Linked DNA regions of Homo sapiens: regions 1, 3 and 4 are each linked to region 2. Evidence: chromatin contacts called from ENCODE Hi-C or POLR2A ChIA-PET data. All regions are on one chromosome and are shown on one strand. Each heading gives the region's core, a stretch centred on a gene start or an enhancer-like site at or near the end of the contact. The rest is flanking DNA. Distances are from core to core; before and after follow the strand shown.

Region 1 (5,639 bases), core at 2,123-4,622, 2.5 Mb after region 2:
CAGAGTTTGCCAGAGCAGCTTTGCAATTCAACCCCACTGATTAAGATAAGTCAGACTGAATTCACTAACTTAGTTAAACTATCAGTGCTGCTTCCAGCTGCTTACAAAATCCTTGCTCCCTGTAGGGTATATCACCCTGTTTTTTTATGCTTTTTGGTCTAACACTCTCAGAATCCACTCCAATATGTTCCCTAGATTCCTGTCAATTGAATCTGCCACTTTTTTGGTGTATAGAATTCCTTTCTCCTACAGGAGTTTTTTACTCCTCCAACTGGGGTCTGTTGGAATCTGATTTTTATTGTGGGTCTGGGAGCCATGAAGGTGGTGAGCAGAAAAGACAAGTGCTCCAGGGGGAGTCACTGCAAGAGTTTCAAGAGAAGCCTGATTCTTTCACTCAGCAGAAAATCCTTACTTTACCAGATAAGGAACCTTTAGGATGACTTAAGGGTTAAAAGTTACTAGCCTTGCTTTTGTCTGCGGGGATATCTCCATCCCATATCTCAGTAACACCCACTCTTCCCTTAGATCTCCTTAGTAAAATAATTCTGGAGGGTCACATTCATTAGTGCTGCAGTTCTGTGACAACTGCAGTTGGGAACTGGGCTTGAGTTTCAGCCATATCTGCCCTGGAGCTATGGCAGATTAAGGCCATTTTTAAAGCTGTCTTGGCGGCCATCTGAGTTCCTCATGTGAGCCTTGAGTTGGGCTTACATTCCAGTCTTTTAGTTGGTTCACTTCCCTGGATATCCTTTTTAGAACCACCAGCAACAGCAGCCTGAGCTTTGCTTATTACACTTATCATTCTAGTTATGGCTACTGAGTCACAGTCATCTGCTCTCCAAATGCCTTGCCCTCTACCTGCCTTCATGATGCCACCATATGACACAGATCATCATATTCCATTTTCCCCGGCAAGGGAGATAATAAATGCATTCATTAAATATGTGAATGATTTAATACCAGAATTCCAATCTAAGGTTCTGCTTCCTCCAGCCAATTCTGGTGACAATTTCTATATCAGTCAAAGTCCTGGAAGAAATTGATGCACTCTCAGGAGGTGAATTGAAGAGATTTCATAGAATATAATGAGTAATTTATAATGGTGTTGGTTGTCCTGTGTTAGCCAACCATGAATAATAAGAACCCTAGCGTTGATAAGCATGGAGGCATTACTGCCCCAGGTCTGAAAGGGCAAAGAAAGGGAGCATTTATTGCAACACAGAAACCGGTAGCTGTAGAAGAAGACTGACCAGCAGAAGTTGTGCCTTTTAAAAGGAACGCAGCCAAAGCCAAAACGTGCATTGTTAAGAAAGAAGGCAGAGGAATAAATACCCTTGCTGCTCTCTCTCTTCCTACCATCTGATGACTGTTGGTGCTGTCTATTGGCTGACGCCAATCAGGAAACAGAATACAAAAGAGCTGAGTTTACATGACCCATAGAGGTAGCTTTCTGGGCCACAGAACAGGGAGAAAAAGATTAGAAAGGAGAGCCAAAGAGGCAAAACTAGAATATGCAGGACAGAGATCTTAGATTTTGATCAAGCTACTTATCTTCTACTAGTCTCAGTTTCTTTATATGCAAAATAATTTTTATTATCTACTAAATAAGCTACAATATGCAAAGTCTATGTGTCATGGCAAGTATTCACTAATTTATAGTTGCTTATCTTATTATTTTGAGATTAAACACAACAGAAGAATAGAATGGTCCATAAGTAATGTCATTTGGTGCTTAAAATACCTTGAATGAATGTGAAAAATATTTTACATATTATCTGAAAAACATGTATAAGAAAAACTTATTATTTGCATTGAAAGACAACTATATTTAAAGACAGATTATGGAATGGATGTTCAATAAACAGTAGTTTTTCTTTTCATTACTTGGAACTCTACAGAAAGAATATTCAAAAGAATCTCTTGTGGGGTAGAATTTCCCAAAACTAAAATTCTTGTTACACCTATACAATAAATTGTCAAAAGACGATCATCATTACTTGCAACCAATGGAACTTAAAGATTAATTATGTAAAAGGCTACATAATTTCCTAGTCCCAGAGAACTCCCCAAAATTACTTTTATTTATTAACCATAGTAGCTAATATTCATTCCAAAGGGAAACATATTTAAATGGCTACTTGCATATGAATTAATAGTGATTAGTGAATACCAAAGTAATTCTGCAATGACCACCAAAACAGAAGTACAAATGCTAAAGATAAGAAAACAAAGGATGTTAGAATTAACTAAAAGATTTCCTAACACAACTGCAATCATCAGGACATACTGGTCTTGTGTAATCAGCTTTCTTTTTTTCTTTCTTTTATTTTTGCTTTACATATACCATGGCCTATATATTAGCATAGTACCTGCTAATGCCAGCAAACACTTGCTGATGCTCTTTCTCTCTGATATCATCCAGGATGTTTTTTGATGTTTCATATGTTTTAGGCATGGAGTTTCTTAGAGGTAGAGAAAATATCCTTTATGGGCCAGGCGCAGTGGCTCATGCCTGTAATCCCAGCACTTTGGGAAGCCGAGGAGGGCGGATCACGAGGTCAGGAGACAGAGACCATCCTGGCTAACACGGTGAAACCCTGTCTCTACTAAAAATACAAAAACTTAGCCGGGCGTGGTGGCGGGCGCCTGTGGTCCCAGCTACTCGGGAGGCTGAGGCAGGAGAATGGCGTGAACCCGGGAGGCAGAGCTGGCAGTGAGCCGAGATCGCACCACTGCACTCCAGTCTGGGTGACACAGCAAGACTCTGTCTCAAAAAAAAAAAACAGAGAGAGAGGAGAAAATATCTTTTATAAGAAGAGGAAACTTTTACCAAATTATTAACTCTCCTATTTATAAGAGCTTCACAGAATCGATTCCTGGTTTTCAGAAGGCTGTTTTCAGCTCCAGAAAATTAACCCAGTGGGAAGGAAATTTCATCAATTGATTTTAGTTGCCTTAGATAATCCACAGGGGCAAGTAAGACCTGGACTACATCTCCACTGAAATGTGGGAGAATTTACAATTGGCATACAGCTGTTTCCTGCTACTGCCTTACTCTAGAGAGAGGATGACTTATCACTCAACTGAAGCTCCCAAAAGAAGAGCTGTAGGAGGCCTTGTTACCTCACACAGCTGGCTAAACTCATAACCTGCCCTGTCATGATTGCTATTCTGGGGCTTGATCGATAAAGACTCGGGTGTTCTCAATTCTGTTCTTTTCTTTGCAATCGCAACACTCAACAATTTCTTGCTTGATAACTATATGCAGACACTGCCCTCACTTCCCCAAGGAATTGCACTGTGCCTGCACATCCCTGTCACTTTCACAAAGAGGCAGATAATTTCCTCTCACTGGATAGGGTGCTATGTGGAAATGACGTGAAATCCGCTCAACCTGATTTCCAACATGTGCGTTCGTTTTCTCCCTATTCAGGTCATAGTGATTCATGAGAGAGAGAGGCAGAGCGGGAACTGAAGCAGTTTCAGCCTCACCAAAGTACCTTTCCCCTAGTTCCTCTTACTGTGCTCATTATCCTTTCTTTCCTGCTTACCATACATCGTTTACCAACCCTTTGAAAATTTAAACTACCAGGTTCATCTAGCTCTGGCACTGCTAGAACCGAGACTACAGAAGATGTCTGAGTCTTCCAAGCTATTTGGGTCAAACAAAACAAACAAAACCACACACAGCCACCGAGTTGGGTTATTTTAAGGACTTAGAGCTACAGAAGGCAATCTGTCAGCATCCGAGGCTGTTTCAAAACCACCTCCTCCCTCCGTGCTTGAGTCAAGAGCTGCAGTCTTTCTATCGCCCATAGCCATGCTGCAGCACTTCCTCAATCACCCTCTTCTCGCTGCACGCATTGACTTTCGGTTTCTTCACAGAGTCACTGACAGCTTGCAGCTTTGGCTTATCGATAGCCCCGTGGTTCTCTCCATCCATGACCTACCAGATGGCATTTTAGTTTAGTTCCCACCACTCACTGCCTTATTTAATTGGTATTTCTTGCCCCACATTTCCAAAGCAAGCCCGGTCTGGATTCTGTTTGGTTCAGCCATCTCATGGGTCTCCAGCTGCTTCCCTGTCCTGTAGGCGGCCTGCGTGAGGCGCAGTTCCTACTTCCAAGGTATTGTGGGGCAGTGGCTATTTTTGCAGGCTATTGTGAGGCAGCAGAGGTAAAGTATGAGTTGAAACATACAAACAAAATATGGCCCCTCAGCATTGTAGAACTTTTGCAGATAATGAATTTTAGAACCAAATAGAGCAGGACATTTGTTTTCACAGTGAGTCTTATGGCTCTACTTAGAATCTTGTCACTCTGTTTTGCAGTCACCTCTCCAAGTCATTGTCTTTTATTGTACCCTTGAGAAACAATACTGTTTCCATTCCAACCACTTTACTGAGTATTTTTACTCAGTGGTCAGGTCACAAATAATCTGTTAAGTTTTAAATTCAGTTGTCTTGTATTGCTGATTTCTCTGTCTTATTTAATGTATTATTCACTTCTTAAACTATTTCTCTTGTGGGTTTTTTGGCACTATATTATCTTCTTTCTTCTATGATTAATTTTGTATTTCTTTCTTTTAAATCTCCTCAGCAATCACCACTTAACTATGAGCATTTCTCAAATGTTTGCACTTTTGCTCCTCAAATTTTATATTGTTCTAATCTGAAGGCACCCATGAAGTCACTGCACTGCATGGTTACCTAAGTGCAGATTACTCCAACATTTTAAATTTCATATATTGATTTCATTCCAGCAGAACACTTCAGACTATCTGACTCAAATTTTCAAGAGGAGATTTCTTACCAGGGAATTGAAGTACATGCTCAAGCTGCTTACATGCCCATATGTTCTGTTTCCACTTAGGATAAAATATTTTCTAGTCCAGTACTACAAAATCCTTCCTTGTATTTGACCCTTCACACAGATCTCAATACATGTATCTATTGCTATTCAAGTCATGATATCCATTGCAATGCAGAATGGTAAGTAATTTATTCACAGTACCGATTGATATTACAAACTTTTAAGCAGGGTACGGCAAAAGCATTAGATACTTTATGTATTAAAGAAGCTGTTAACTGTTTTAACAGATAACTAACTCCCAATCCCAAAATTGTATAGTGTAAGCTCAAAAGCTTACACTATAGAAGTTTATATCTCTCCTTGGTAAGATCTGCTCAGGACTCCCTGATCAGTAAGTGACTCTCTTCCAATGTCTGGTATTCTCACACAGAGACTACTGTGTATGTATTTAGATGAAAACAAATGTCTGTGTTACTGGGAACTGGAATTTTGACATGAGAGAAATAAATACATAATTAAGAGAGAAAAAATTTTAAGAGAACACCTGTATTATCAATAAAAATCAGATGAATGGCATCTCTTATTAAAAAAAAAATAAAGATACCCTCATCCGGCCCACAGAAAATGACTAGAAACACTGACCCACTCAAAAGGAATGAGCACTACTGGTACCTAGGATCAGGACTCTTAGGGAAAAAAAAAGGCATTATTCTGAAAACTTATAGAAGAAAAGGAAGGAGTCAAACATTCATCTTGCATTCTCTTTTTAACCCCTTCTCCAGGAGTCAGTTTTCATCCATGACTGGTGAGCTCATAAAAATAAACTGA
Region 2 (5,564 bases), core at 2,897-5,396:
TTTGTTTTATTATTATATATTATTACAGATTATCCATGTTTCTCTACTTATACTCTCTACTTGTTTCCAATATCCAATGAACTGTCACACAAACTGTCTTAGCATTAAAAATTCCCCCCAGTGATAATGTCATTAAATCAAAGGAGGAAAAAATGTAAGCACTTATAATATGTACAACATTTGGCTTGAAGACAAACAGTAAATGACTGTATTGAGTTAAAGTGATTTCAGGGGTTATATAAAATAGTGGGTTTCAAACTGGTACATGGATAGTTTCGATGAAATCAATTTCCAGATGCCTGAAGTCAACCACTTTTTTCTAAGCTTATCTGCCTGGCAGCGTGCCTGTGGCGGAAAGACATGATTCTCTTTTGCACCTATTTCAGTGCTGGGTCTCCCACCTTTTAGGGAAAAGGAACACATCCCGAATCTTACTATTATGCACCACCTGCAGGTGTAATAGCCTCTGGGGCATCAAATAACGGGACAATTTGAAATACTATCACTAAAACTTTATTTAATATCAAAGTTCAATAACCAATCCTATCCATCTTTTTTTAAAATCAAGAACAATTTTTGTTAAGACCACAATTAGCAAAAAAAAGTTACAGCATTTTTGAAACATTCCACAATCTATTATGAGGAACAAGGGCTAGGGAACAAACACCAAAGCATAACAGCATATGCTCTGCTGTGTGTTATGTTAAACCACTTTTCATTTGTCTCATTAAATCCATCTTTTCTACAATTTAAGCAAAGGTTATAGAGCAAAAGATGACATTTGTCATATGAGTGATTCTTAAAATGGGAGCTTCAACGTACGTCTGAATTTTGTTCACATTACTTTCTGGGCATATTATGTAATACTTATATATCCTGGTTTCGCTTCTTAAGAATTGATGATTCAATTTTACAAGAGACACAGACATACAAATCTTATCCTTTTAACTAGTCCTGTCATTAACAGAAGCATGACTTATTTATACCAAGCATCTTTTTAAGAGCTCTATTTTCAATAAAAATTTTTTTGTCCTGTAATTTTTAATCAAAGCTTAAGACTTACTCATGTTGTTGTAATCAACTTTGTAATAACTGAAAGATAACCCAAAAGAATAAGTTTAACATTTTTCTTCCAGGAAAATTTTTAAAATTAATATATTTTTATTGCAGATGATGATACATTATCAATATGCCTTTCCATTATAAATGCAAATTACAATGAGAAAAAATTCCATATAGAATGGAAATAAAGTTTCCAGAAGAAATAGTGATATAAAATGTCTGCTTTTAAGTGTTCAGATATTTTATAAATAGTTGATGGTAGCTATCAGAGTTACACTCAACTGGGTATATTTACATGAGAAACGTGAAAGTTTCATTAAATAATGACGATATTTATACTATGCCAGAAATTACATCCTTTATAATTTTTAAAATTTATGATAGGCCGGGCGCAGTGATTCACGCTTGTAATGCCAGCACTTTGGGGGGCCGAGGCGGGTGGATCACCTGAGGTCGGGAGTTCGAGACCAGTCTGACATCAACATGGAGAAACCCCGTATCTATTTAAAAAAATACAAACATTAGCTGGGTGTGGTGGCACATGCCTGTAATCCCAGCTACTTGGGAGGCTGAGGCAGGAGAATCACTTGAACCCCGGGAGGTGGAGGTTGCAGTGAGCCGAGATCCCGCCATTGCACTCCAGCCTGGGCAAGAAGAGCAAAACTCCATCTCAAAAAAAAAAAAAAAAATTGTGACAAATTTAGACTTCATTTTACAGCTGTACAAAGGGATACATAACTTTTTTAAAAACATGTTTATGGGATATGTAAGCAAAAAAAGAAAAATCTGGCCGGGTGCAGTGGCTGATGCCTGTAATCTGAGCACCTTGGGAGGCCGAGGTGGGTGGATCCCCTAAGGTCAGGAGTTCAAGACCAGCCTGGCCAACATGGCGAAACCCCGTCTCTACTAAAAATACAAAAACTAGCCAGGTGTGGTGGCATGCACCTGTAATCCCAGCTACTCGGGAGGCTGAGGCAGGAGAACTGCTTGAACCCGGGAGGCGGAGGTTACAGTTACCCGAGATTGTGACATTGCACTCCAGCCTGGGCCACAGAGTGAGACTCTGTGTCAAAAAAGAAAAAGAAAAGGAAAGGAAAAGAAAAATCTAAAGAACATTGTTACGGCAGTCTAATAAAAAGTCTGCCACCTAGGTTTCATAATAAACTGTTCATTCCCCATTTATTCATTGGGTGATACTCTGGCAAAGTCATGCACATGGTGTGGTAGAACATACTGGGGAGAGATTGTGAGAAGACAAATCCCGTGTTTTCATCAACCTGTTTTGTAATCCATGACAGTCAGTTAACTTTGTTTCTTCATCTATAAAATGAAGTGATTGGACTATGGTTCACTTGAAACTGGGAGCCATTCTGTTCTATCACTATAAGCTCTATACTGAATGTCTTCTGCGAGTTTGTTATTCTGTTTTCGTCTGTGTTAATTTGAAATTCTTTTCTAGAGGTAATGTAAACAGTTGGGAATAAGAAGAAAAACATTCAACTTTTCTTTTTCCTCTGCACTAAAGAGAACATGCTTGTGTAAGACTTATGGACTGAATAAATGATCAAGGAATCAGCTGAAACCATTGCACAGCCATAAGAATAATTTTTGAGACTTAATGGAGGATCTCTGAAATTCTGTGGGTTGGAAACCGCATGCATAAGGCTTTCCTTTATACCAGGTATTCTTAACTTGGTGTCCATAGACAGAATCCAAGGGGTTCAAAAACTTCCGTAGAAAAAAGATACAAACCTCTTAATTTTTTTCACATCAAGTATGAATGTAGGCAAAAACCAGGGTAGTTATGCTGTTATGTCACCAATAAAAATCAGTTCATCGTAGTGCAGTTTTCACCGCTATCTCCAAATAATTATATTCTTCACTATTTTGAAGTTATGGTAGTTTATTAGCCTTGGCCCTAGCTCCTGTTATTTAATGCAAAAGAAGTACACCTGTAACTATACACACACACGTAAAGCTCCTGCTATATAACAAAATTGCCTTTAGTATTTTTGATAACTGCATTTAAACATAATTTATTTCCTGGGTAATCCTATCTATTTCATTGTATGCATTTTAAAACACTGCTTGAGAAATAGGCCTCACCAGATTGCCAAAGGGGTCTTCGGCACAATAAAAGGCTAAGATTACCCTGGCATGAGCATAGACATAAAGATCATTAGAGGACCACTATGCAGCTTGCAGCAACTGACGGCAGGCACTGTGAATCTGGAAAACTGAAAATTATGGCTCTATAATTGAGTGGACAGCCGTAAGGAGCAATCAGAAACTTCAGTGTAAGAGGAAAAAAAAAGATGTTTTTCAGAAATCCCGGAAGCTAAGGATCAGCAGAGGATAGGAGGGGCCCATTTCAGTCTCGTGCTTTGTTACTGGCTACAAAGGCGACGGAATGACCAACAACCCACTTCCTGTTGACTGAAACTATTGCCTGTCTCCACCCTATTGCTCCCCCTCACCACCTCACCCCCATCAAAGGGGCATAACAACACAGGGGAACCCAAAGTCTACACCCCTTAACCTACGACCTTCCAAAATCATGTCCGGAGCTTTCGCCGACACCGCAGACTCCTTAGCGGCTAAGCGTGAGTGCGCCGGCTCCCTTGCCTCGGGTCAGCAGCACCCCGGGGCTGGGGCTCCTGCAGCAGCCGCACCAAAAAGTTTCATCCACAACCTTAAGTTTGGAAACTATCGTTTGCCAAGCGAAGGGTTCCCATTATTCCTGGCTGGCGGTCCATCTCCTTGCCCGTCTCTCGGGGAGTGATTCGGTCCGGGACACCAGGACTCTGCTTGGAGGCCTGCTGTTGCCTAAAAACCCCAAGCGCGGGCCTCTTCAAGGCCCCAGGTTCGAGATCCGAACCCTCCAGTAATGTCCTCAGACTCCTCCCCCTTCACTGCAGCCCGGGCAATACTCGGGCCTAGCTCCTGAGAGCGGCGCCGTTGGCTTACGTAGCAGCACGTGATTGGCCACCGCTCCCTGGCAGGCCGGGATTGGTGGAAGACGGGCCGACCCCGCCCCTCGCCCCCGCCTCCGGCCCGAGGCCGCACGGGTGTCCTCGCGCTGCTAGTCCGCGCGCAGCCTGGCAGTTTGCCGCTTCCTCGTCCTCCATCCTGCGTCCATGGCCACCGCTGCGACTGAGGAGCCCTTCCCTTTTCACGGTCTCCTGCCGAAGAAGGAGACCGGAGCCGCCTCCTTCCTCTGCCGCTACCCGGAGTATGATGGGCGGGGGGTGCTCATCGCAGTCCTGGACACGGGGGTCGACCCGGGGGCTCCGGGCATGCAGGTGAGGCGGCCCCCGAGGGCCCGGGCGCGGGGGCGCGGGCGGCCGGGGACGCGGGTGGGGACACAGTCTCGGAGCCCGGCAGGCCAAAGCCCCGCTCTGCGGCCGAGTCCGGGCCGGGGTGGGCAGCACCGGGGTGGGCAGAGGTCAGAGCCAGGCGCGGGAGGGACGGGCGCCCGCCAAGGGGACTCAACGGCGCACAGTGCCAGGGTCGCTGGGCGGGCGAGGGCCCGGACCCCAGGTTGGGCCGTGGTCCCCCCAGCTCAACAAAAGCAGCGTGCCCGGCGCGGCTGCCTGGGGAAGCCTGGGTCCCCCTTTGGCCCCAGGGACTCCCCTTCCTTCTCGCTTCGGCGCTGCCAGGCCGGACCCCCCAGGCTCCTTCCCTCCACGCCGCCTTCCTCTGCCTACCCCTCGTGCCTCGGACACCGGTCCCAGCCTGACGTTTTTAAAGAGAATTTTACAGCTTTTATCATTGGGGTGGGGTGGAGACACCAGATAGGCAACTGACATGTGAGAACTTAATGTTTAGGGATCGGGAGATTTGGTTTGGGGAAGAATAGTTTGTCTTTAAGCACGAAAGCTGGGTTTCCAGAAGATAACCCAGTCCTCTTCCGGAATTGTTTCCTGTGGTAGTTTTGTGTATTCTATTTTTAAACGGTCTTCTGCAGCGTGTTTGCTTAGGGTCATTGAATCTTGTGGCTTAGTCTTCGTTTACATAAGGAGAATTCAGTTAGGTTTGGTTTTGGCGAGCTTCTCAGACCTTATGAAAATATGCGACTTTTTTTTTTTTAAACCTGAAAACATACGACGGTTTTTAAAAATTACTTAGTTTTTTGCCTTAGGCAACTTTAAAATCTGTAGATTCAAGGTATCATACCAGAAGGTAGTTTTTTTGAAAGTATGTTGTCTCTCGTTAAAAGCATTCTGTTTAAAGTCTTTAAAGTTTAACTTTTGTACTTTTAACCCTTTACTGAAATCCAGTAATAAAATTTCACCGTTATTCAAGATCCATCTCCCAGCATCCCTGACTAATCCTACTGTATGCTGATCTCTCGTTGATCAGCCCCTGGCTATCTTATCCTCCTTTCTACACTAAACACTCATCCTCCTCCCCACAATGTCCCTTCCCTTCTGGATCCTTTATCGTGCTTTCTGATTATTGAGGTAGCATTTTGGAAGTAACGAGGGGGAGTCTGGCCGAAT
Region 3 (5,272 bases), core at 2,666-5,165, 2.4 Mb after region 2:
TCTAAATTCTTATGTTACTATTTACACTAGGATGACCCTCATTATGTTTTTTCCTTTTTGCATGCAACCTAAATATCTCCAGTTCTTACCAGATTATGTTACATTTTATTATGTGAACATTAACACAGGTTTTCTTTACCTTGTAAACCCTGAACTTGCATAATTGGATTTCTTTTCCTCCCTAAACATTTCTAGTTATTTCTGGGAGTCCACAGGTGTCTCGTGACCAATTTGTCTCCTGTTTCTCTCATTGCTGTGAATACTAGATATGACAAATTGTGTTAACATTCAGTTCTCGCTGTGACAGATGTGTATCAGAGTTTACAAAAACCACAAGGCAAATACTTCTTCCTAACACTATGCTTCACTGTGATCTTAGGTTTCTCAGCCCCACTATGTCAATTTTAGTAAATTTATTCAGTTCTAGTTCATCTTCAATAAAATTGAATAATAATAAAAATAAAGTATATAAATCCAGTGAGCATAACAGGAATGGATATGATGAATTCATCCCTACATACACGTAAGTACAGATGCTTTCCCCTCCTTAACACTAGACACTGCCTCAATATCATCTACAGTCCTATAAACTTTGTTCTTCTTGAAGTCTAAAGCATTTCTTCAAGCAAAGGCCTTTCAATTAAGTAATTAAGTGGAAATTACCAGACTTAAGGGCCCAAATATTAATTTAAACTCTTCCAGCAATTATACATTTTATCAATTAAACTAAAATGTCTTGTAGTTGGTTATAGGTTTTTGCATGTGAATTATTATGTTGGTGCAAAAATTTGTGCAGTTTTTGCCATTAAAAGTAATGGCATCTTCTAAATTTAGAACTATCTTAATTTGTCAAGTTAAACGTGTTCTGTATATTTGAGTAAAACCATCTTTGATGACAATTCTGTGACCTGTGTAAGTCACCTATTCAGTATTATTTGCTGTATACTCAGCCTAACATGGTAGGCTTTGGCTATGGTCTGTTTGTTTTTACAAACAACCTGAACATACAGGAAGGACTTCACAACCCACACGGTCTCTCTGTTTGACAATGCTATTCTGAAATAATGTAGTAATTTTTACCTAATGTTTCACTGCATTCATTAAAGATTGATTTACTGATCACCTATTATATGAGGAGGCTTCAAAAAGTTCATGAAAAAAATGAATTAAAAGGTAAAATGAAAAGATAAGCTTTATTTCTTCATATTAGATCCATCAAGTTCAAGACACCTTCTTGAAAGTGCGGATACCGGTCATTTAGTCCATTCCTAAAGAACCGAGGTCCCTGAGAATTTAACCATGTCAATGCAGTCTTTTCTACATTATTAACTGGAGACAAATAGTTGTCCCTTAAAGATTTTTCAAGATTAAGAAACATAAAAAAGTCACAAGAAGTCAAATCAAGACTGTAAGATGGATGTCTAATGATTGCTCATGGAAACTCTTGCAAGATTGCGCTTGTTTGATAAGATGAATGAGCAGGTGGGGACTCTCTGTTGAAGTTTTCCTGAGCATTTTTCTGCTAAAGCTTTGGCCAACTTTCTCAAAATGCTCTCATAATCAGAAAATGTTATCATTTTTCAGTCCTTTGGGAAGTCAACAAGCCAAATGCTTTGAGCATACCAAAAAACTGTTGCCATAAATTTTGCTCTTGAAGAGTCTGATTTTGGTTTGACTGGCCCATTTCCACCTCTTGGTAGCCATTGCTTTGATTGTGCTTTGTCTTCGGGATTATACTGGTAAAGCCGTATTTCATCTCCTGTTACAATTATTTGAAGAAATGCTTCAGAATCTTGATCTCACTTATTTAAAATTTCCATTGAGAGCTCTGCTTTTGTCTGCAGCTGATCTGAGCACAATTATTTTGGGACCCATGAAGCAGAAAATTTACTCAATTTTATTTTTTTAGTCATAATTGTGTAAGCTGAAGCAAGTAAGACATCTATGGTATTGGCTTTGTTTCTGCTATTAATCATTCGTCCTATTCAGTTAGGGGACAAACAAGATGATTTTTTTTCTGGCAAATTGATGTGAATGGTCTGTCACTGTAGACTTCAGGACGTCAGTTTAATTTTGACCCTTCCTATAATGAGTTATCCATTTGTAGATTGCTGATTTCTTTGGTGGCATGGTCCCCATAAAGTTTTCATAAAGCATTAATGATTTCACTATTCTTCTACCCAATCTTCATCATATATTTGATGTTTATTCTTGCTTCAATTTTAGTAGAATTTGTGTTGCTTTCATAGGGACTCTTTGCAAACAGATGTCTCATCCTATTTAGTGCCTCAAACTAGATTCTGTTCAGTCATGTTACAAGTTAATATGAGTCTATAATGCTACAAGAAAAACATTTAAAGTCATTAAAGGATCATTTTTTCATAGGACACATTTTCCATAAACAACTTTTTGAAGACTGATCGTAGTCCAGGCACTATCCTATTTCAGGTCCAACCATATTCAGGTTGTTCTATGCTTCTCAGGTTTCAATTTAAGCCAAAGCCATGTAGCATCACAACGTGATGGGGCAGTAGACTAAAGGCATTCATTCACTCAAGCATCCGTCCCTGCAATGTATACTTGTTGAATAAACAGTTTCATCTGGGAACATTGTAGGTTTGGGACATGCTTATAGGCATTTACGTATTTTAAGAAAAGAAGAAAGAAGCATGAGAAGAACAATTGGGAGAAACAGAGGATTAATAAGATGAGAAGTAACTGAAGCAGTATTTCCCTCAACTTAAGAATGTTGTGTAGGCCTACTGATTCATTCATGAAATCTCACTGATGGAGTGGATGGATGAATCAGGTACAACTTGTACATTCATTTTACTGGCGAACAAACCAAGGTTTAATGTGTTTAGGTAATTTTTCCAAAGACTAGTATGATAGTGGAGTTCTAATTTGAACCAAGGGTTATCTGACACTAGATAATTCTGTATGAAGTAATAAACATGTAAATGAATGACTAAAAAAAATGAATCTCTGCTGAACATATCAGATCATACATTCATTCACCCTCTTAGCATATAAATATCCTGAAAAAGAAGTTAGCAAACTTCTTTTTTTCCGAAGGGCCAGGCAGTAAATATTTTAGGCATTGTGGGCTATATGTCTCTTGACAACTCTTAATTCTGTCTTTGTAACAGGGAAGCAGACATACACAATACACACACACACACGCACACACACAAGTGTGACTGTGTTTCAGTGAAGCTTTATTTACCATAACAGGTCCTTGCCAAGACAAATTTAAAAAGCACCCAGTCAAGTAAGGAGGAGAACTAATGCTTAGATTCCAGTTAGAAATGTTGCATATACAATGTAGATACAGGTTGCCATGGGAGCCCAAAGCAGGTGCCTTTAAATCACACAGCCTCTCATTTTCAAGACTTCTTTAAAGAGACTTAAAGGGATTCTATTTTCTTAAGATATGTGATTCAGGTCTTGTGTTCCCCTTTGGGACACAAAGCTTGTACATATTCTTGGAACTCAGTTGTCTAGAATAATGAGAATTTTTTTATGATGTTGATTTTATTCAGATCAAAAACGTCATTCATGTTGGAAATATTTCTATCTATTCTAATCCAAACATTGAACGAGCATCACTGTCTATAGTGAATATACTTAATATATAATATTCCACATAGAGAAATTTGATAAAACTCAAACAACTTTGAGACTACCTAAGGATTTACTGTGTTCCAATGTCTGACAATATGTAAACTCACTTTTTGTTCATGAGAAATCTAGTTTACAAATATAGCCGTGGAGTCCTTTAAGATAATGGCCTTAATGACAAGAAAAAAAGTACCTATGCCATATGAAAAACTCACTTTTGCAGTCCATAAGTTATAAATAGCCCTGTTGCAGTTTCAGTAGCTGGCTGGCAGCCAGGAGAGAGAGGAAAACAGATTGAGGTTAGCCACAGGGAGAAAATGAAGTTGGGCAGAAGGCTTAAACAATGTGAAAGCTTCAAAGAAACATAAACGTGTATTTTAGCAGGGGAAACAAGAGGAAAATCACATGTAGTTACTATTGTGTTAGCTTTCTCTGAAGTTCCATTATCTCTTCAACTATCTCTCATACGTATTGAGAAAACTGAAAGGAGGAGTTAGAGGAAGTAAAATATGAAACATATAATAATCATATAGCATGCTTTGGCAGTACATTCCACTTCCTGTATTTGGAAGAGTAGCCTGGGGATGCAGAAAAGCAGAGAGGAAACAGAGGGTGCAGTACAGGAAATGCTTGGTCAGTGCACATATGCTGCTGAGTTTATGGAACATCTTTACAAAGTAGCTAAGCCTTCCCCAAGTGTAATAGTGACAATTTTAATAGAGATATCAGCATACAAGACAATATATAATTGTGCTTCTTGAAAACTACTTTATGAATCTACTTCCTATCTTATCAAAAACAATCAATGCAAAATGAATTGCATTACTCTTGAAGACACAAATCTATGTAAATATTAATTGGATGACGTTTTATAGTTTAACCTCTACAACAGGTGAAAATTTATTGAGAAATAACATTTGACTTATCTCTACAACTATATGGAAAACAACTTGTAGCTATAGTGTAATTAACATTTCTCCCCTAATTGAATATTTTAAGAGAAATCAGTTAAGAGCTTTCTTTTTGTACAAATAGTAGATTCTCTCATGATGCATGAAGAAACTTGAAGACACACTTTAGAGAATTTATAATACAGAGAATCAGGAAACTTACACTCTGAAACAGTAACAAAGTGATCAAATGTCTAGTATGGCTGAAACTCTATTCCATTTGCATATTATGTCCTTTGCCTTTGAGTGTAAAAATTAACCCAATCGAGTCCAAAGACAGTGCTAAAAATTTAGGTAATACTTCTGGTTCATAGACAATTTTTCAAATCCATAGTGCTTAGCACTTCAGCAATTGAAATGGTTTCATTTCCAAATCACAAAAATGACAATTTAGAAGTTAATGCTCCTTAGAGACTTATTGCTATTACCCAGAGATTTCCAGGCCAGTAATAATTTGTTTTCCTCTACTTAGAAAATAATTCATTTTCATGTTCTGTGGTAATATTGAAGCATTAACTTATCTGCTTCAAAATAACACACAGTGTTATATATACAAAATAATTTTTACTTCTGAAGTACTTTCAAATGTATTTGGTCATTTCTAATATGAAACCCTCACTTTTGAGTTTAGAAATAAAGAAACTAATTGACATACCCATATTTACAGAATAAACTATATACTACAAATAATATACTACATT
Region 4 (5,229 bases), core at 2,368-4,867, 2.0 Mb before region 2:
AACCAAGTAACATCGACAGTCATTGGTATTGAGGAAACCCGCCAAGGCTGCTCTAGACTTGGGTCGGCAAACCACAGCCTGCGGGTAAGTCCAGCCTGTGGGTGGATTTTAAAACACAAAAGCTTTGGAAATTAAGTATTATTGGAACACAGCCATGCTTATCCATTTACTATCACCCCTGGCTACTTCTGCATGACGATGGCAGAGCTGAGCAGTTGTGGCAGAGACCATAGGGCCTGCAAAGCCTGAAAGAGCTGGTATCTGGCTCTTCACAGAGACATCTGCCACCCCTGCCCTAGATTGAAAGGGGCAACAGCTGAGCACGGTGGCTCACGGCTGTAATCGCAGCACTTTGGGAGGCAGAGGCAGGTGGATCACTTGAGTTCAGGAGCTCCAGACCAGTGTGGCCAACATGGTGAAACCCCGTCTCTACTAAAAATACAAAAATTAGTTGGGTGTGGTGGCATGCGCCTGTAGTCCCAGCTACTTGGGAGGCTGAGGCATGAGAATCACTTGAACCCAGGAGGCGGAGGTTGCAGTGAGCCAAGATTGTGCCACTGCACTCCAGCCTGGGTGACAAGAGTGAGTGAGACTCCGTCTCAGGAAGGAAAAAAAAAAAAAAGACCAGCCTGGGCAATACCTGTCTCCACCAAAAAAAAAAAAAAAAAAAAAAAAAAAAAAAAATAGCTGGGCATTGTGGCACATGCCTGTAATCCCAACTACTCAGGAGGCTGAGGTGGGAGGATGGCTTGAATCCAGGAGTTCGAGGTTACAGTGAGCCATGATCTCAGCAGAGCTGGTTCCTGTCTCAAAAAATAAAATAAAATAAAAAGGTAACAGTCAACAAATTCTTGTCTGGATGTGGATTCAAACAAACCAACAGTAAAAATAAGTTCATTTTTGAGGTGATCAGGGAAATCTGATCATGGACTAGGTTTTAGAAAATGTTAAGGAATTATTGTCAATTTCATCAGGAGGTGATAATTGTATTATGGTTACACAAGCAAATGCCCTTTCTCTGGAGAAACATACTGAACAATTTAGGGGTGAAGTGTTATGTTGTCTGGAATAAACTGCTTTAAACTGCTTCAGCCACAACCAAAAAAAGAAAAAAAAAGATGAAGTGGATATGGCCAAACAAGACTTGTGAAGTCCATTTGATGGATATATGGAAATTCATTCTACTTTGCTGGGCTTTTATGTTTGCTTAAAATTTTCCCAATAAGCAAAACAAACAAACAAACAAAATCAGAACCTTGATCAAAATGTAGAGGTTATCACTGGAGAGCCTTGCTTTCCAGGCACCCCCACCCCCGACCCCACCCCTCCTCTCGCGGAGTCCAGCCTCAGCACGCCAGTTGTTCACCTTTGTCTGAACACACTGTCATTTTCAGCTTCTTATTTTTGCTCATGGTGTTGGCCACCCTTTCCATTCCTGTGCCTATAAAAATCTGTTCTCTGCTTAAGGTCTCCCCAACTGTGACCTTCTCCTGGCCCTCCAGTGAGCACTCACCTCTCAGTTCCAACAGCACACTGCCTCTGGTTTCATTCTTCGCTACGTTCTAGCTATTTACCAGGTCTGTTACCTCATGATGCCATACAATCCCAGAGACTTCCAATAGCTAAGTCTTTTCTGTAAATCCATTTAAGGGGGTATCACGATGCCTTTTACGGAGCAAGCTCCGCAGTCCAGGGGCAGGTCCTCACGGCCTAAACACGGCTGCCTTATCCTGAGTAGTTTTACTGACAATAGAGCTTCAACTGAAGAATGAATTCCTGTTCAGCAGGACACTGGGCAGTCATGTTTAATTGAGAACTCTTAAAATTCCTAATAGAGTTTGCCTAGATGGAGGATGTTCTAAAGAGGGCTGCGAATATTTCGTGTTTCTGTCCTCTTACTGTCACCTTTCCTTGGGTCCTGTCCCCTCTTCAAGCATGGCTGCACTACACTTCCACACCAGCCTGCTGGTGTCCTAATCACTGGTAAGGGCCCTGGCTCGAGGTGGATACAAAGCCTCCCAATGACTTCACTTCAAGAATGGACACAGATTGGAAATCTTACTAGTAAAGAGAGAAATGAACAGATCATTTTAAAATCCCTCTTCTATTCTGCTTACTGCTACCTACTATCCAGATCACCACAAACAACCACCCTCTCCTAACTAGTAGTAGTTAGGGCCTGGTTAGTAAAATCAACTAGCCCAAAGTATTTCCGTACAAAAATCCACCAATTAGAAATTAATTTAACTTTGCAAACTCAGCTTTTACAATACGAATCTCTGCTAGAACACAGTGGTCTGCTTATTCAGGGAAGTCTGGCTTCTTCTGGGAATAGTTTCAGGAAAACAAGGCATTTTGGGAAAATACGGGCAAACTGCAGGTGCTCTTCATCTGAGCATTTCAATAAATTGAATGAGGCCAGGGAAAAGTCTTCACTTACAGGTAAATGTACATAAGGACACCTACGTGTGTGTAAGACCTACACTTTAAATAGGTCACCTTTAGTTTTTCATTAATCATTTCTCCTGGGACATTTAGCAAAACGAATAACTTGCTTTTAAAAAAGGCCACAAATCCCGGGTGCAGTGGCTCATGCCTGTAATCCCAACATTTTGGGAGGCCAAGGCGGGCGGATCACGGGGTCAGGAGTTCGAGACCAGCCTGGCCAACATGGTGAAACCCTGTCTCTACTAAAAACACAAAAATAAGCTGGGCGTGATAGCAGGCGCCTGTAATCCCAGCTACCCGGGAGACTGAGGCAGGAGAATCGCTTGAACCCGGAAGGCAGAGGTTGCAGTGAGCCGAGATCGCGCCACTGCACTCCAGCCTGGGCAACAGGGCAAGACTTCATCCCAAACAATAAAAAGGGCCAGAAATCGACTGCATTTTCTTATCACTTAAATATTAAATCAACTAAGCGTGGAGTTAAGAAGCTGTGTTCAAAAAACACTTAAGTCTGCTTTTGAGCTTGTGGCGTTGTCCTTGGCCCACAGAGTAAAACAGCAATGATAACCATAATTAATAATCAAGGCAGTAAATTTCTTCAAAATTTCAGAAGTTTCACTAATGGCTCCAAAGAAACCTTAGATCAGAAATTCACAAGTGCCAGGAGACGTTTTTAGATTTCTTTTGCAGCTTCTAGTCTCCTTACAAACAGGAAATCTTTAAAATGAAAAACAATTTCTGAGAAGTGTTAGCCCGGTTCAGCTGAGGTCCTCTGAAAGCCAGCGTGTGGGCTGTCACGCTTCCTTTACAGGGAAGCAGCGCCCGTGCGTGAGGCGGTTCCTGGCTTTTACCGCCCTCTGCCCGTTCTGGCAATCGCGCCCGTGGCCCCCGCGCGGGGCAATGGAGGACGCGTTTCGGGGTCCACCGTCCCCTCCCTCCGGCTGGCCTCGCCGGCCGGCGGCGCCCCAGGCCTCCTCCCTCACCCGCGGGGACGCCGAGTGCTGCGGCCTCGACCCGGACGCCGCGCAGGGAGCGACGCCCCAGGTTCCCGCGGGCGCCAGGACACCCCGCCTGGGGGGCGGAGCAGGCGCAGCCCCGACCCCCGCCCGGGCTCAGCGCCTCACCTGCCGGCAGCCGGGGCTGTCGGGGAGGGCAGGGCCAGGGCGGAAATGCAGGGCCGGGCCCGCGCCTCTGCTCCCAGGCCGCCCCCGGCGGCGCCCCCTGCAGGCGGAACGCGAGGCCCGCCAGCCCCTGCGGCGCCCTCGCACACACGTGGCCGCTCGCACAACTGGCCGCCTAACAGCCAGACCCACCCACGCCGATGCCCGCCGGAGACGCCCCGCCGCAGACACAGCGCAACCAGCTTCACACACCTGGGGACGCCCCACAGAAGTCACATCCACCCTAACACACCTGGGCACTCAGGCTCAAGCCCCGACTGCATGGTGGACCCTGACACACCTGGGCCACACCCCACAAAACAGACTCACAGACGACTCCACAAGCTTGGGGACACGCCACATCAAATGGACACACATGCACACACAAATGAACCCAAGCGCAGACACACTTGGGGATGCCAACCATGTGTGTATCTATCACATCACACACCACCAAGGCCCCCCAGCTGGGCATGCACACAGCCCTGATACCGAGTCCAGACCGCCATCTAGTCACACTGCCCACTTACTTACCAATACTCTTAAAATGAAACTGTGGCCGAAGGAGACAATGGAAGGATGACATCACCTCTTCCCTAGCTCCAGGACTAATTTAAGCCCCAGAAATTATAGGACTGAGAACCAAAATCGAAAGAGAACATTTTCCCTAGAGACAATGGGTTAAAGCAATGCCACTTGGGGGCCAGGTGGTAGGAATGGTACAGCTATGGAGAGAGTGACACTTCTGTCTCTCCGAAAGACACAAATCTGTGTTTATCAGATTAGCAATAATCCCCCTTAATCATTTCCTGCCCTTTCTACTTTCTCATGGATGTGGACTGATTGAAACCTTTATATAAACTGGTTTTTATCCAAACGTTTCCAACAATGCAGATGTAATTGTATTTTGAACAGATGTACAATTCCAAAAGAAATCTAAACCATCAGGTACATAAGTCGTTGGTTTTCACAGTTTTTTCTTGTCTTGGACACTTCATAATTAAATTGAAATGTATTAAAAAACCTTGTCTAGCTCATATTAATATTTTTTTTTTTTTTTTTTTTTTTTTTGAGACGGAGTCTCGCTCTGTCGCCTAGGCTGGAGTGCAGTGGCGGGATCTGGTTCACTGCAAGCTCCGCCTCCCGGGTTCACGCCATTCTCCTGCCTCAGCCTCCCAAGTAGCTGGGACTACAGGCGCCCGCCACTACGCCCGGCTAATTTTTTGTATGTTTAGTAGAGACGGGGTTTCACCATTTTAGCCAGGATGGTCTCGATCTCCTGACCTCGTGATCCGCCTGCCTCGGCCTCCCAAAGTGCTGGGATTACAGGCGTGAGCCACCGCGCCCGGCCTCATATTAATATTTTTAAAGACAGCAGTAATTCTTAACTTTTTGAAGCGAAAGAATGATTCCACTTTCATCTCTTTTTTGAGGGGGGAAAATCATGTCAGCAAAGGAAAGTGAGACAAATAGATAAATAATTCTTCTGATAAAGGAAAATTAAAGATGACGCAGACTAGACGAATTTTTTGTTTGTTTTGAGATGGGTTCTCACTCTGTCACCTAGGTTGGAGTACAGTAGCATGTTATTGGCTCATTGCAACCCCTGTTTCCCAGGCTCGAG

The links. Hi-C counts contacts between places; a loop is a spot of excess contacts on that map. ChIA-PET counts read pairs that join two places held with the same protein, here RNA polymerase II (POLR2A). Pooled maps may share reads with other maps.
Region 1: a loop to region 2 is called in a pooled map, with 9 times the contacts of the local background. The contact joins the enhancer-like site here to the promoter of TPP2 in region 2. A Hi-C loop is called at or near these places in 2 of 37 single-sample maps with no recorded cell type and 10 of 50 pooled maps. POLR2A ChIA-PET finds 5 or more read pairs at or near these places in 2 of 52 experiments (CD4-positive, alpha-beta T cell and CD4-positive, alpha-beta memory T cell).
Region 3: a pooled map shows a loop between it and region 2 (21-fold over the local background). The contact joins the enhancer-like site here to the promoter of TPP2 in region 2. A Hi-C loop is called at or near these places in 1 of 168 maps with a recorded cell type or tissue (GM12878), 7 of 37 single-sample maps with no recorded cell type and 6 of 50 pooled maps.
Region 4: a loop to region 2 is called in a map of naive thymus-derived CD4-positive, alpha-beta T cell, with 18 times the contacts of the local background. The contact joins the promoter of GGACT here to the promoter of TPP2 in region 2. A Hi-C loop is called at or near these places in 2 of 168 maps with a recorded cell type or tissue (CD4-positive, alpha-beta memory T cell and naive thymus-derived CD4-positive, alpha-beta T cell) and 9 of 50 pooled maps. POLR2A ChIA-PET finds 5 or more read pairs at or near these places in 2 of 52 experiments (CD4-positive, alpha-beta T cell and PC-3).

What each region holds. Positions count from the first base shown.
Region 1 is chr13:105,136,124-105,141,762 of GRCh38, forward strand. No RefSeq gene overlaps it. Among named protein-coding and RNA genes, the nearest start is that of DAOA, 330 kb to the right of the region's middle. RefSeq lists enhancers at 3,468-3,677, 3,728-4,137. Within about 2 kb of position 3,373, at least 22 of the 41 ENCODE cell types and tissues checked have a DNase peak (open chromatin) inside an H3K27ac peak, as active enhancers do; they include CD4-positive, alpha-beta T cell, where a contact is called at or near this core.
Region 2 is chr13:102,592,840-102,598,403 of GRCh38, forward strand. TPP2 (tripeptidyl peptidase 2) reads left to right here and starts at 4,147. Exons shown (of 30, transcript NM_001330588.2): 1 at 4,147-4,364. The coding sequence starts at 4,200. It overlaps LOC107984588 (a long non-coding RNA gene), which reads right to left and starts at 4,103. Exons shown (of 2, transcript XR_001749984.3): 1 at 3,609-4,103; 2 at 498-1,562. RefSeq lists enhancers at 1-157, 3,581-3,740, 3,791-3,850 and silencers at 3,921-4,210, 4,371-4,660.
Region 3 is chr13:104,980,501-104,985,772 of GRCh38, forward strand. No RefSeq gene overlaps it. Among named protein-coding and RNA genes, the nearest start is that of DAOA, 480 kb to the right of the region's middle. Within about 2 kb of position 3,916, at least 9 of the 41 ENCODE cell types and tissues checked have a DNase peak (open chromatin) inside an H3K27ac peak, as active enhancers do; they include GM12878, where a contact is called at or near this core.
Region 4 is chr13:100,585,172-100,590,400 of GRCh38, forward strand. It overlaps GGACT (gamma-glutamylamine cyclotransferase), which reads right to left and starts at 3,618. Exons shown (of 3, transcript NM_001195087.2): 1 at 3,570-3,618. RefSeq lists a silencer at 3,251-3,770.